Linked DNA regions of Homo sapiens: region 1 is linked to region 2. Evidence: chromatin loops called from intact Hi-C (ENCODE). Cell type or tissue: dorsolateral prefrontal cortex. All regions are shown on one strand. Links, peaks and the distances in the headings refer to the core of each region. The heading gives the core; the rest is flanking DNA.

What was found. Hi-C counts contacts between places; a loop is a spot of excess contacts. Peaks named below come from ENCODE experiments on the same cell type or tissue, not always from the same donor. Only the 100,000 strongest peaks of a DNase experiment are listed, where the experiment ranks them.
Region 1: a loop joins it to region 2, with 2.3 times the contacts of the local background. A loop is called at or near these places in 1 of 110 quality-filtered maps.

What each region holds. Positions count from the first base shown.
Region 1 is chr2:3,397,728-3,402,569 of GRCh38, forward strand. TRAPPC12 (trafficking protein particle complex subunit 12) reads left to right here. Exons shown (of 12, transcript NM_016030.6): 3 at 4,050-4,166. Among named protein-coding and RNA genes, the nearest start is that of TRAPPC12, 20 kb to the left of the region's middle. RefSeq lists enhancers at 1,319-2,244, 2,245-3,170, 3,171-4,094. In dorsolateral prefrontal cortex, for the core only: no CTCF peak of the experiment used is centred there; a DNase peak (open chromatin) is centred at 2,394; H3K4me3 peaks cover 1,446 bases; H3K27ac peaks cover 3,311 bases.
Region 2 is chr2:3,195,225-3,200,066 of GRCh38, forward strand. It overlaps EIPR1 (EARP complex and GARP complex interacting protein 1), which reads right to left. Exons shown (of 9, transcript NM_003310.5): 6 at 1,657-1,793. Among named protein-coding and RNA genes, the nearest start is that of LINC01250, 72 kb to the left of the region's middle. RefSeq lists enhancers at 2,914-3,208, 3,372-3,910. In dorsolateral prefrontal cortex, for the core only: CTCF peaks have their summits at 3,030 and 3,245; a DNase peak (open chromatin) is centred at 3,060; H3K27ac peaks cover 1,617 bases.

The DNA of each region.
Region 1 (4,842 bases), core at 561-4,560, 200 kb after region 2:
GAGATAATGTATATTCTTTCTGACACATACACTCTCACACTTTCTCTGTCTCCCATTGTTGTTAATAATTTAGCAAAATAAGAATGTTGGGAAAGCATATTTGAGTACAGTCTCAAGCTCATCAGCCCACCCGCCTTAACCTCCTTGATGTCCCAAACCCTGCTTGGGATTCTCCTCCTGCAATGTGGTCCAAAAAGTGCCATTGGGTTCAAGAGTTCAACTCATGTTTTCCTTCTGTTGGGTCACAGTCCTTTGCTGTGTCTGAAGACAGTTGTTAGATTTCTTCTGAGCAATGTTGCAGTTGTTCACATCAAGACAGTCCAGTCCCAGTTACCCTGAAATGGACAGAAGCAAATTACTGCTGCTTTTTATTCATTCATCAGTTGGTGGACATTTGGGCTGTTTCTACCTTTTGGCTGTTGTGAGTAATGCTACTGTGAACATTCACACACAGGCGTTTGTGTCTATGTGTTCTCAGTGATCTGGGATGTATAGCTAGGTGTGGACTTGCTGGATTCTGTGGTAACTCTGTTCAACATTTTGAGGCCCCGCCAGACAGTTTTCTAAAATGGCTATTCCATGTTGACTCCCCACCAATGATGTGGTGTGTGAGGGTTCCAGTTGCTCCACATCCTTGAGTTTGGGTTTGGGTTTTAATTGTTGTGGTTTTTTTGTTCAGGTGGTCTCATTTTTCCCTGGAGTAAGCAAACACTGGATCAGAGGATAGACCCTGCCAGGATAAACAGGCACCTTTCTGCATTGGCGATGTGGCAGAAAGCTCAGCGTGTTCTGTGCCAGGTGCAGGGGCTGCTGCCTTTCAGCAGCGCTACCCCGTGAGCATTTGTGTCTTTGGGCTTCCCAGACAGTAAGGCCCATACGCTTTCAGTCCACTGCTCTGGCTTCTGTTTTGTCTTTCACCATCAAAATCAAGAAGGGACTACTGAGACTATTCCCCCATTGCAGGAAAGGCAGCCAGGCCCTAACCGCCTGTCAGCCGTGAGAACAGCCACTTGCTCCTCCATAAATGCACCTGACCAGGAGAATGGGGTGGCGACATCACGATGAGTCCCAGATTGTGATATATTCATGTGTTTCCTTCGTGTTCCCTGAACCTTGCCCTGGATAAAGTAGACCCTCACTGAATGGCTTGCTGGTCTGAAGGAATCATTGGTTCTAGCTGGATTCCATCCCAGGTGTAGTAGCACAGCTCTCTAGAAAGCCCTGGGGGAAGTTCCCTCCCCCTCCCACCTCCCCTGCACAGTAACGGCTAGAGGAGATGCAGTACAAGCGTCTCCACCTCCCTGCGCTGTCACCACCTTCAGTTAGCCACACAGCAAGGGCGAGGTTTGTCCTAAGACGCTTGTCACATCCTTGGCCCTCTGTTGGTGGGATATTTGATAGTCATGCATATGCTAGTATCTCAGGAACTTGCTGTGGTAGCTAAAATATTAACTAACAGAGAATTTTAAGGACAAGAGATTTTCACAGCATGGTCTCATTGATAATGTTGTGGGGATGGAGGAGTTGAATTGGCCCTCCGTCCCTGGCATTACAATTTGATTTTGCTCTTTACCCAGCTCGCTGCCCCCCTGGCTGAGATGCTCTTTGTCTGAGACGAGTTGCATTTTTGCAGAGCTTTATGGGGCCCTGTGTCTGAACTCTTTTATTTTGCCTTTTAATTATTGCTGCTAGATCAGTTAGCTGATTTTGTGGATCTGGTATTTGAAGTACTTCACCTTATGCTCTGAAAGCAGAAATTATACAACTGCTGCCCCTAGGTCTTTTCCTCAATGTGAGAAAACGTGAGGCTGGCCTCTGCGAGCACCAGGTTTAGCACCCAGGGAAGAGACAGACCTATGACCTGGAGCCACCCAGCCCCTTCTGCCGCAGGCTGTTGATCTCTCCTGGTAGAAGGGAGGCAGCAGAGCAGAGAAGCAATGTCAGCAGCTTTTCTGATTCTCTTGCTCTCATGGTCTAGATTCTGTTCTTCTTTTAAGTGTCACTATTTTGAAAGATAGCAAAAGATTGAAATAACCTTGCTTCTTAGGAGAAACAACTTCTATGCTTTTCTTTCCCCCGCTCCCCCCGCCACCGCCCCGCCGCCAAAAAAAAAAGGGTAGGAGAACAATAGGAAGAGATCTGAGCCAGCGGTGAAGTCCAGGCAGGGGGCACGCAGGCTTCTCTGCACCCTCAGTCACTGCGTGCTCCCAGTGGCCCGCCTGCAGCATGAGCATCAGCTTCTCTGTGGCTGGGAGGCAGCTTTGTGCTGAGATGGAGAGATCTTGGCTTTCTCCACCCCCCATCTTGGGGTTGTCCTAGTTTGAGTCTTTCTTCTGCTCACCCGAGAGACTGCAGGGACTTTGTGCTGTGTCCCTGTCAGCAGCTGCTGCGGGCCAGACGCCCAGAGCACGTGTCAGGGAAGATCCAGCCAGCTCCGGCTGCTTGCTGTCTCCAGGCATTTCAGGGACCTCAGAGCCACTGCTTCCTCCTCCCAGGATGCTCACTGTCTCTGGCATTTCAGGGACCTCAGAGCCACTGCTTCCTCCTCCCAGGATGCTCACTGTCTCTGGCGTTTCAGGGACCTCAGAGCCACTGCTTCCTCCTCCCAGGATACTCACTGTCTCTGGCGTTTCAGGGACCTCAGAGCCACTGCTTCCTCCTCCCAGGATACTCACTGTCTCTGGCGTTTCAGGGACCTCAGCGCTGCTTCCCTTTCCCCCTGGGCTGCTCTATCCCCCCAGCTGCCCCTGCCTCAGGTGTTTCAGGGACCTCAGTGCTGCTGCCCCTTCCCAGGTGCCTTTCCTCAGTCAGCAGCACCCCCAGAAAGGAGAGAGATGGTCCAGGGCTGTGTCCTGGTCCCAGCTGTGTGTGAGAGGCGTCTCCTGCCGCCCGTGGAGAGCATCGTGTCCTGTGAGCAGCCTTTACTTACCCTGGACTCTCCCTCGGCCTGCGGTGCAGCCACCGAAACAGCACTGAGGCCTGTGGACTGTGACAGTTTTCTCTGCACTGTTGGGATGACTAGTTTGTCCCCATACAACAGACTTGGTAACTTCAGGCCCTTCCCTGGGGCCCCTGAACTGTGCCGACTCCCGAGGGTCATGAAGGCTGGCTCGCCCAGCATCTGGGCTTGACACTAGCTGTGAGATTGCTCCCTGCTCAGGGCAGGTCATTGGCACATCTCTTCTGTCCCCAGGCCACACAAAAGCACCTGTTCTCCCTCCCCTTGCCCTTCTGTGTCTTCCCTTTAAAGCAAGTGGCATGCTTCAGATTCCACGTCCAGTGTTCTTCAGCACCGTCTAAAGATCGTTCTAATCAGAGGAGTCAGGTCAGGAGTAGAAACGGTCCCGTGCAGAGGCAACTGGATTCTTCCCTGGCTTGCAGCATGAAGTGCGCCCAGCAGCTCCTGGAGCAAGGCCTGGCTCAGCGAGGCTACCGAGGACCTGCTGTGAAAGGGGGTCTCAGTTTTCCTTTGGCTTGGCTGGTGACCTCAGCACTGAAGAGAGGGCCATTGGTAATTTAACTTCTTTAGCCCTAGCCCTCCAGGCTTTCCTGGAGGTCCAGGCAAGCATGGAGGCATTGATGAGATTTGGGAAGACTATTCAGGCCTGCCTGCACCAGCGCGAGGCTGGCCACTGTGGGTGCAGCCCCTGGTCCCCAGCAGTGTCACCTTCATGCTCCTGGGCCTCCCTAGGCCCCTCACCTGAGGCCTCTCTGCTGGCTTGGCTTTGCCTCTCACTACAAGCCTGGTAGTAGGCGGTAGGACTTACCGTTTCCTCTTCAGAATAAAGAACATGCTTTCTGATCAGTGGTGAATAAAGATATAATTTTTAAAATAAAAAGAATAAAGAGCAATTCTAAAATTATGCATTTTATTAACGATTGTGCTAATTTAGCTTCTGGTTAATTGAAGTTTTACGATACTATAACCGTTACTTTTACCTCCACAAGCCAGTGGAGAAAAAAGAAATTGTGTTTAGTTATGGGTTCTGGTTAGCTGAGTTTAGTTGACATTTTATTGTCTTGACATATTTTTCTTCTATTCTTCCCAGGGAGATGCAGTTAAAGACTTGATGCTTCGCTTTCTGGGTGAAAAAGCTGCAGCAAAGAGACAAGTCCTAAATGCCGACTCAGTGGAACAATCTTTTGTTGGATTGAAACAGCTAATCGTAAGTGACAATGTGTTTGATTTCAGTGTTGTTTTGTGATAAGTCCTGCCTGCCTTCATAATATTTTCTCTAGAAGTCAATTATTTTGAATATTATTCAAAGCTCTTGCACATAAGTAGAATTTTGTTGGAGTAGATGCCAGTCCTGTGCACCAAAAAGCATCATATTAATACATGGATACTTTTAAGCCTAATTAGTTAAAAAGCCATTATTGGAAATGATCAAATTACTCAAAGCAGTGCATACTTTGATTGAGTTTGCTTCATCATATATAATAGAGATAAATGATTTGTGTTCATTTTTTAAATATATTGCATTTTCTGCATTTTGTGTAGAAAGTTTATTATTGAATGGGTGAATTTCTGAACATTTTTAAGCTTTGTCATGAATTCTATAAGTAGGTTTTTAAAATTCATGGCTGGGCGCAGTGGCTCACACCTGTAATCCCAGCACTTTGGGAGGCCAAGGCGGGCAGATCACAAGGTCAGGAGTTCAAGACCAGCCTGGCCAACATGGTGAACCCCATCTCTACTAAAAATACAAAAATTAGCTGGGCATGGTGGTGCGTTCCTGTAATCCCAGATACTCAGGAGGCTGAGGCAGGAGAATCGCTTGAACTGGGACCCGGGAGGTGGAGGTTGCAGTGAGCCGAGATCACACCACTGCCACTCCAGCC
Region 2 (4,842 bases), core at 608-4,607:
AAAGAACCCATGGCCTGGCGCTGCCCAGCAGCTCCTACCTGCACGGCCTCCCCAGCACTGCCGTGGGCGGGACTGAAATCACTCCTGCATCATTTACCTTCCTCACCGCAGGCCTCAATGGGGCTGATGAGCAATGGGAAACTTCTGTGCCTTGTAATTTGCTTCCTTTATCTGAAGACCATCATTGTTCTCTGCTCTCCAAAGTAGAGGAACTCAATTCCTTTCATCTTTTTCTCTCACATTAGAACTCCCGGCCCTAAACCACTTTTAAATCTTCTGGTTTTTATATCCTGCACCTTTGCAATATCTTAATATTTCTTCCCTAAAATATAATACCTAAACTTTTAAATCTTTCAAGGGAAACAGGCAAAGGTAGAAAATTTAAAACTTGGCAAATTCCCGGGGAACTAGATGGACAGTCGCACGTGCACGATGTATTAACTAAAGGTTACTGCATGCTCCATCACCAGTAACTGTCACACAAAAGCATCATACCACCTAAAAAAGCACCAAAGGCATCCTGGCTCCATGCAAACCAAAGCTGCTTGCAAAAGGAGAAATGACAGTCAATGAGAAGGCGCCAGGACCCTCTGTGCTGCGCTGGCACGTCCTCACCACAGACACAACACGGGCAAAATGAGGCCACTGCCAGATGTCACCCATCAAAGCCACGGGCATCTTTTTGTTTGCTTATTTGTTTGGTCTGTAACGTCAGTCTTTGAGTTTCTTGTTTTCAGATACTGAAATTCTTCACATCCTTCAAAAAACCATGCAGACAAAGGACACGATGACCACAGGACATGGAGAAATGGATTTCAGCAGGACGTTCATCACGGGCTGAGTCTGTGGTTTCCAGCTTCTGATTAGGAAACCAAACAAGCCCTCTGCACGGACGTGCACAAAGGAGGAAGTGGCAAGTGATTCTTTATTAGCCCCTGAGTTTTCAGAGGGGCCTTGGAACTAAACCTAAAGTTGTGCCCCCACCCTGGAATCAACACGAGTTATTGCATGACATCCGTCTTTTCAGCTCGGTGATAAATTATGGTGTGCTGAGGGGATAAACTGTATCTTAAAAAAGCTTGTGTGGGCTTCCGTTGCCACAGCAACAGACGTGCTACCATCACTCCTTTGCCTATCAAAATCACAACTGGAACGGAAAACTCGCTCTTATTTGTTCCATTAGAGCTGCTGGCTGTTGGGTATAATTACTTAAATGACAAAATATGATTGCCCTATAGGTGTGTCTCCAGAAGGCACAGCTATGGTCAAGGACGACCCCAGGAGAGACTTAACCTGGGGACTGCAGCTGTCAGCCTGCAGCGGCTCATCAGACACGGGCACCCTGTGGTCCCCATCTCGCTCAGTGTTACAAAAGCCCCAATTCCTAGTTTTCATAATAAACTCCTGCTAATGCAGAGATATCAATATGGAACATTAAACAGCCACCGAGGTGCACCGGTTCCATTGCAGTGGATGTGCTAGCTTAATTTGGGGTGAAGAAACAAGATGAAGATTTATGATTTCCTACAAAAACGAGATAAAGACAAACCATGCGCCCCCAAAGGCATGTGGCTCACCATCAGCTCCACCATCATCCCGGTTCTGCTCGGTGAGGGAGGAAAGGAAGTGGGGCCTGCGCCGGGTGGGCTCACTGACCTCATGCTCCGGGTGTCCCAGCCACGGAGGGTGGTGTCGTTCGCTGTGGCCACCTGGGTGCAGTTATGATGTGGGCTCCACCGTCCTGAGGTGAACTTCAGTTGTCCCTTCCCTTCCAGGGACGCTGAGCTGGCCAGCTGGGAGTGTCACGATGTTTTCCAAAGGAAGAAGAAAAGAAGAAGAATGTGAAGTCTGTTCAGAAAACGCGAGAGGATATCGTATACTCAAGGATATTATTGAAAATAATTACTGAGGATAATTAGGAAGCTCTGTCTTTGTTTCCTTTCCTTAAATGGCAAAAATGAACCTTACTTGGGGAAATCTATAAAACTGAGCACAGCAAAAAATAGAAAGCATATTAATAGGCCTCTATTAAAGAGCGTTTGCTTGCAAGTATGTGATTAGAGATAATCAACTCGAACTTGAAGGAAAACAATACAAAACAACTCAAACATCTGGCTTTCCCCAAAGAAAGCGACAAAACAAGTCAGGTCCACCTGAGCGGTTCCGGAATAACAAAGGGACAAACACATTCACTTGGTCAGATGCTGTCTCCAGTGCACGCCCTCTTCCCTCCCTCCGTCTCGAGGCCCACACGGCCTTCGCCTGGCATTTAATCAGACCACCCCAAGCCAGCGAGCTGACCATGAAGGCCTCAGCAAGGCCCTCTGGGGCTGGTGTTAGGGCTAAAACCTCCCCCTGCCTAAAAGAGGGTGGGGCCCAGTTGTGAGCCTGCAAGAAGATCCCCAGCTCGTTTCTCTGCTCGCCTAGGATTTCATGCACAAAGGCTGAGCATGTTGGCTGCATCGTTATTTCAATTTGGGGGTTGAATTTCAATGCACAGGATGACTGTTAAAGGCAGGAAGCATCCAGGTCTGCCCCAGGGTCCTCTGTCACACCTGCCCCCAAGTCCTCCTGAGGGACACAGTTCCCACCACTAATTCCGTTAACTTTCAAACCAGCTGTGCTCTTCAGAGCCCTCTGAGAGGAGCCTGAGGCAGGTGGCTGGTGAGGCGGGCCTGGCCAGGCTGAGGGCAGGTCCAAACGAGCTGCTAGACAGGCCGTGAGAGGCCCAATGACCGAGCTGGTGCTGGAGTTTATTCAGCATCTCACAAGATTTACCGAGGGGCTTTGCTGGCCAGGGCAGGTTGGGTACCCAGGCTCGGGGTGAACAAGTCCCAGAGGTCCCCACAGAGTGAGTGCCCACTGCATAGACAGGCAGGGGCTCTGCCTGGAAACCACCACTCAGAACAGAAAGACGGGCAGTTCCCAGTGAGAAATAGGGCACCGTCTAAGCCACAGGTAAAGGGCTTTCTGGAAAGAGCGCACTGGCTGCAGATGCTCCTGGTGTCTCCCAGCAAGAGGCCTCCCAATTTCAGAGGTGGCCACTGGGAGGCGTGAGCTACAAGACCTGGTGTCCCCCCAGTCCTATGCAAATGGGCTGTGCGAGAGACTGAGAACTCAAAACAGTCCTGGTCAGAAGCCGAGAAAGGCGGTCATCAGTGAGAGACGCAGACACTGCGCTCAGTCAGGGAGAAGAGGCCTCGGGCCCAGGAAGAGCCACATCTTCACCTCCCACTCCGAAAGCCTGCTCTGATGCTTAGGAAACATTTTTGGAAACTGAAAGCCACCATCCTTGCAGAGCCTTGTTATCGGGGGAACCCACCCCCGATAATTCAACGTAGGTTCTTTTCTATTTTCCCTGTGTCGGTCGGTCTGAGAAATAAAGGGAAAGAGTACAAAAGAGAGAAATTTTAAAGCTGGGTGTCTGGGGGAGACATCACATGTCAGCAGGTTCCATGATGCCCCGTGAGCCGTAAAACCAGCAAGTTTTTATTAGCAATTTTCAAAGGGGAGGGAGTGTACGAATAGGGTGTGGGTCACAGAGATCACATGCTCCAAGGGCAACAGAAGATCACAAGGCAGAAGGTCAGGGTGAGATCACAAGGTCAGGGCGAAACTACAACCACTAATGAACTTCCATGTCCCACTGTGCTTGCATTGTCATTGATAAACATCTTAACAGGGTTCAAGAGCAGAGAACCCATCTGACTAGAATTCGCCAGGCTGGAATTTCCTAATCCTAGCAAGCCTGGGGGCACTGCAGGAGGCCAGGGTGTGTTTCATCCCTCATCTGCAACTGCATATGGCAGACACCCCCAGAGTGGCCATTTTAGAGGGCCCCCCCCCCGCCCCGGGAATGCATTCTTTTCCCGGGCTGTTAATTATTAATATTCCTTACTGGGGAAAGAATTCAGCGATATTTATCTTATCCGTTTTGGTAATAAGAGAAATATGGCTCTGTTCCACCCGGCTCCCAGGCAGCCAGACTTTACGATTGTCCCTTGTTCCCTGAAAATTGCTGTTATCCTGTTCTTAAGGTGCCCAGATTTCATATTGTTCAAACACACATGCTTTACGAACAATGTGTGCAGTTAATGCAATCATCACAGGGTCCTGAGGCAACATACATCCTCAGCTTACGAAGATGACGGGATTAAGAGATTAAAGTAAAGACAGGCATAGGAAATTATAAGAGCATTGATTGGGGAAGTGATAAATGTCCATGAAATCTTCACAATTTATGTTCTTCTGTCACGGCTTCAGCAGGTCCCTCTGTTCGCAGTCCCTGACTTCCTGCAACACCTTGTGGTGGTGAGAAGAGGTCAAGAGAAGGTGGGGACACAAGAGACCCACTGGGGGGACAGGGTACCCATGACTCCATATCTGGGCAGAAGCGAGGAGGTTGTGTCTGCATCTGAGCAGCTATGGGGGGCGTGTCCACATCTGGACAGAGGTAACAGGGCTGTGTCCACATCTGGGCAGAGGTGACATGGGTGTGTCTGCATCTGGGCACGCATGGGGAGGGGTGTGTCCACATCTGGGCAGAGGTGACAGGGGTGTGTCTGCATCTGGGCACGCATGGGGGGGTGTCCACATCTGGGCAGAGGTGACGGGGTGTGTCTGCATCTGGGCAGAGGTGACATGGGTGTGTCTGCATCTGGGCAGGCATGGGGGGTGTGTCTGCATCTGGGCACACATGGGGGGGTGTCCACATCTGGGCACGCATTGGGGGGTGTGTCCACATCTAGGTAGAGGTGACGGGTGTGTCTGCATCTGGGCATGCATGGGGAGAGTATGTGTCCACATCTGGGTACAGACAAGGGGGTTAGGGCTGAGGTGGCA